2 separate regions of the Mus musculus genome follow, and region 2 is linked to region 1. A link is a loop called in an ENCODE intact Hi-C map of the cell type or tissue named here. Cell type or tissue: left cerebral cortex. All regions are shown on one strand.

The links. A loop is a pair of places that touch in the nucleus more often than their neighbours do. Peaks named below come from ENCODE experiments on the same cell type or tissue, not always from the same donor. Only the 100,000 strongest peaks of a DNase experiment are listed, where the experiment ranks them.
Region 2: a loop joins it to region 1, with 2.1 times the contacts of the local background. A loop is called at or near these places in 5 of 42 quality-filtered maps.

Annotation. Positions count from the first base shown.
Region 1 is chr4:117,495,697-117,498,196 of GRCm38, reverse strand. Rnf220 (ring finger protein 220) reads left to right here and starts at 1,145. Exons shown (of 15, transcript NM_025739.3): 1 at 1,145-1,514. Gm12827 (a long non-coding RNA gene) reads right to left here and starts at 2,460. Exons shown (of 5, transcript XR_868034.2): 1 at 1,469-2,460. In left cerebral cortex, a CTCF peak has its summit at 1,265; a DNase peak (open chromatin) is centred at 1,244; H3K4me3 peaks cover 1,354 bases.
Region 2 is chr4:117,675,959-117,678,458 of GRCm38, reverse strand. It overlaps Dmap1 (DNA methyltransferase 1-associated protein 1), which reads left to right. Exons shown (of 11, transcript NM_023178.2): 5 at 1,692-1,850; 6 at 1,942-2,109; 7 at 2,324-2,500. Among named protein-coding and RNA genes, the nearest start is that of Dmap1, 5.0 kb to the left of the region's middle. In left cerebral cortex, a CTCF peak has its summit at 1,350 (motif pointing right); a DNase peak (open chromatin) is centred at 1,347.

The DNA.
Region 1 (2,500 bases):
CCTGGCTGGCCTAGAACTCCCTGTGTAGACCAGGCTGTGCTGGGACTTTCAGCAGTCCTCCTGCATCTGCCTCCTGGGTGCTGGGATTACAGGCATCAACCACAGAGCCCAGTTCTATACAAACTTAAGCACATGTTAAACATGAGAAAAAGGGACGAAAAAGTCACATCAGAATGGAATATTGGTCTCATTCTGGTTTAGACTATAATCCTGGGAGGTTCTTCGCAGGATGGATTATCCTCATGTATCCTAGGGAAGAGAAATTTTTTCCAGATGAGAAACCTGACTTTTTAGAAACCAAGCCACAAAACAAAGGAATTACTTCAGAGGCCAGGATTAGCTTTCAGCTGGGCTTTGCCTTCTCAGCGGGGCCTACCTGCCTTCCCTGTTAGCTGTGTACCTAGAAGTAAGTCACAAAACCCAGCCTCAGTTTCTTCTTTTTAAAAACTAGAAATATTATCTCCAGAATTAAAGGGCTAAATGAGATTGTGGAATGACATTTGGACTCATAGCTTGGGTCTTAGAAGGTTCTCAATAATGTTAATTCTCTATTTCCCCAATATATCTTTTTATACCTCATGAATTAACAATTTGAAGAGAAAGAACTATATTATAAACATCAGTGACACCAGGGAAATTTTTATTCACAAATCTGGGTGTTAAACTAGGCCCCTTTTCCTCTCTGTCTAAATGTCAGTTTTATTCATATTCACTTACAATTTTATTTTTATAGGCAAAGACCCAAAGTAATATTCAAAGCACTAAACATTCGAAGCACTACACAGCAGGTAGGATCTTTCGGGGGCGGGGGGTGGGGGGGAAAGGGTAGAGTTTTATGTTGGAGCCAAGGTTTGGTGGTCAGCGAGCAGCCCTGACGTCAGGCTTAAAAGATTTAGCCATTTCCCCTTGGTCACTTTAGTTCAAAAAAGAATCGCGGTCAGTCAGATTTCTCCGAAGGGAAAGGAGGAGAGATGTAAACAAAGGCAAAAGACCTCTCTAGTTTCCACTTGGGCGGGCCACCTAAGACCATCCAGCCCTCTAGTGAGGGCAGCCAGGGCTGCTCTCCCGGAGTGCCCGGGGTCTGGACTCCATTTCCCAGAGTCCCTTAGTACCCTAATGTATTCAGTGCTCAGAGTGCCTGTATGTGTGTGAGTGTGAGAGAATGTGTGCGTGCATGTGTGTGTGAGTGTGTGTGTGCGCGCGCGCGTGTGTGTGCGCCTCCGAGTCCCTGGGAGAGTGGAGGCTCATTCACTGATTAGAGCCAGCGCTGAGAGGCAGCACTGCTCTTCTCTCACACCAACAGAGTCTCTTGATCTGTACATGCAATCCCAGGCAGCTCGCGAGCACAAACCCGGGGCCAGCCGCCTGCTGCTGCTGCTGCTGCCGCTGCCGCCACCACCGCCGCCGCTGCCCCCGCCGGCTCTGCGCACCCGGGACTTTTCATGCACCACACTCTCCGTCTTCTTACCTTGGTGTCCTGAAAAGTGCGATCGTTCTCCCCAGGAATTTCCACGGCAAGTACGGAGCCCAGAAAGGGGTGTGGATGCGTGTGCGTACACAAGAGGGGTGGGCGCGAGGGTGGCCGGGTTGCTGAGGAACCTGGCTAACTTTCGGGGTTGGTCTCCCAGGGATTCGGGCGGCTCCCCTGCGACAGGGACAGGGACTGGGACCTGCACTGCCGCGTCTTAGATCTTGGCGACCGAGCCTCCTTGGCTGTCGGTGCCCGGCGCGCTCAGTGCGCTGCCTCACTCAAACTTTCCGTCTTGAGTTTTCCTTAATGTGTTTTATTTGGGGGGTGCAAGGGGGAGGGACCAGACGCTGGAATTGGACAAGTAGGGAGGGCGAGGGGGATAGCCAGGGGAAGGGAGCAGGACTTCTCCATCTTTTTATAAGCCCCATTTCCACTTTGTTTGGGTCGACCGCGAGTAAGCTCTCCTGCCCGGCTTCCCGGTGCACCCCGCTGTGATTTCCGCGGGCCCGGTCTGAGTGTTACTCAGTGGGGACTCTCAGGCGGCGGGCGGGATAGGAAAGGGGCGATCTGTTGAGAAACGATCCCAGCCGCACAACACATTGCCGACCCGGTGGGGTACCCCGCAGGCTCCGGAGCCTTGGGGTCCCCAGAGGCTCGGCTTACTTTTTCCTGACGAGGACGGGTGTGAAGGATGGAGAAGGAGAGCCGGGGGGTGCGGTGGGGGTGGGATGGGGAAAACCTCCGCCTGCAGGATGAAGGCAGGTGCTGCCACTGAGGTGAACCGTGCTATCTGTAACCGGTAAACTCCCAGCTCCACTGGGTTGGACTGGCCGGCCTTAGAGTAACGCGTTCCGTGCCGGTCTCCTGGGATTGGGGGTGGGGGGGCGGGATCCCCTCTTCCAGCGATTATAAGGAGCGAGGTGGGAGGACGATCTTGTAAAATCACGAGCTTGCTTTTTGTGTGTGTGGTGTTTTTTCTTTTTCTTTTTTTCTTTTCTTTTCTTTTCTTTTTTCTTTTTTTTTTTTTTT
Region 2 (2,500 bases), 180 kb before region 1:
ACTTGTAGTCCCAGTATTTGGGAGGTGGAGTCAGGAGCATCAGGAGTTCAGGATTATCTTCAGATACATACTGTCAGGGCCAGCCTAGGCTACTAAATAAAAACAAAACCAGCACAGGGCTAAACAGATGACTCAGTAATTAAGAGTGCTTATTGCTCTTCCAGACTGGGGCTTGGTTCCCAGGAACCAGATGGGTAGCTCATAGCTACCTCAAACTCCAGCTTCTTCTGGACATCCAGTGCCTTCTGGTCTCCATAGTCACATCTTCCTCAACACACACACAGGATTAAATTACTAGGAGGTAAATGTAGCCAAGTCTGGGAAACTAGATTTTCCAGAAGGATGTCTGAGTGGTCAAAGGATGAGGATGTTCAGTTGGTAGAAGGAATATGGAATTAAGAATAAACTTGAGGGAAAGAAATGGCCAAGCCTTGCTCTTGAACTTAGGAATTATCTAGAAGGCACTTTATCTCAGAAGTTGATCTAGAACAGCATCTTTCTTAGGAACAGGCGAACGATCTTTTCTGTTGTAGTCCAGCATTGACTGAGAAAGATTATTAGGATTTTAAGAGAATACAAGTTCATGTTTATATTTCATGAGTGGACACACAGTTGTGACATAAAAGTGCTTTGTTTCCATTCTTACTGTAGGTCTGCCCTGTACGGAGGGAGCATGGTGTAGACGTTTGCAGACAGAGAGCTGATTGGAAATGGACTGCAGGGCAGCCTGAGTACAACAGGATAGTGCTGTGCTACTCTGAATGGCTTGTGGCCATTGAGAGATGGGGATTCTGGAGGCAAAATTAAGGAAAAAGAAGGATTGAAAGATGCTTCCAATGTCAGGTGTGGTGATGTGTGCTTGTAATCCCAGTGTTTGGGAGACTGAGGCAGGAGGACTGCTGTGAAGTAGAGCCAGTGTGGTTTGCACAGAGTGCTGACCAGCCAAGGCCACTTTACCAAGGCTGTGTCGACAACAAAACAGAAACATAGACCATCTTTAGACACGGGTTTCTGATGCTGGCTTTGGTGACAGTGGCTGAGGTGTGGATTGGGGATGTTTGAAGAAGAGGGATGAACGCAGTGTTGAGCATATTAAGGTTGGGGATGTGTGACATCTGGTGGAAGTGTCCAAGAGCTTTTGAATTCATGAGAAACTTCCTGTTCTAGCCCAGAACCAACTCCTTCTTAGATTTCTGATCTGTGACTCAATTGTGGTGAGATTGGTAACTCTGAGAGGGCACCCGGGCAGGAGGAATATGGGCCAGGAGAGGAAGGGGCATAGGCGCTAAGTTTCCCTGGAGATGCCCAACAATTGAAGTACTCTGAGACGGCACATTTCACTGTCACCACTGGGTGGCAGTAGTGCTTCAGACAAGGCTCTGGGCCTTCCCCTGTCTGATGGGTTTGTCATTCTAGAATTGACCCTTGGGTGCCTAGAAGTGCTTACAAATCAGATAGGAGCTTGTGACCCATTCCAAAAGATGGTAAGTTGTCCTGAGGGAATCAGGTAGGCCACTGACCCAGAGCCTTATAGGGAGGGGCCTCTGACTAATTAGACAGGGTCTTTCTTTCCTACAGGCTGCTCCTGTAGGGATATGGGGTTGGTAATAAACAGGAAGGGTTGTGGTAACATGGCAAGCCTGCTTGGACATACACAAAGGAATGCGGTCCCCATGTCTTTGTGCCAGTAGACGGTGCAGGTGCCCGTGTACTCAGAGCAGGAGTACCAACTCTACCTTCATGATGACGCATGGACTAAGGCAGAGACTGACCACCTATTTGACCTCAGCCGCCGATTTGATCTGCGCTTCGTAGTTATTCACGATCGGTATGACCACCAGCAGTTCAAGGTGAGCTGCTATGCACTTGCCTGAGTGCCCAATCCTTCTGCCATTTCTTCCATGCTCCTCAGTGTTCCTCTCCATGTGTCTTGATCCTCAGAAGCGTTCTGTGGAGGACCTGAAAGAGAGGTACTACCACATTTGTGCCAAGCTTGCCAACGTGAGGGCTGTGCCAGGCACAGATCTCAAGATACCAGTGTTTGATGCTGGGCATGAGAGACGGCGGAAGGAACAGCTAGAGCGGCTTTACAACCGAACCCCAGAGCAGGTCATAACCTCTTCTACACCACCCTCCACGGCTCAGCTCTCACTCCCCCCAGGCCCCTTCACCTCCAGCCCATTTTTATGGTCCCTGTTCCTCCCTTCTCTGCAGGAGTCTCCTTACCTCTGGTCCCTTATAGATAACCTAGTGTCCCGTCAGCTCCCCAGCCACTTGCTTCCACACAGCCCTCATACACACGGAAGCATTTCTTGCTTTGCAGGTGGCAGAGGAGGAGTACCTCCTACAGGAGCTGCGTAAGATTGAGGCCCGGAAAAAAGAGCGGGAGAAGCGCAGCCAAGACCTGCAGAAGCTGATTACAGCAGCAGACACCACTGCAGAGCAGCGGCGCACGGAACGCAAGGCTCCCAAGAAGAAGCTACCCCAAAAGAAGGAGGCT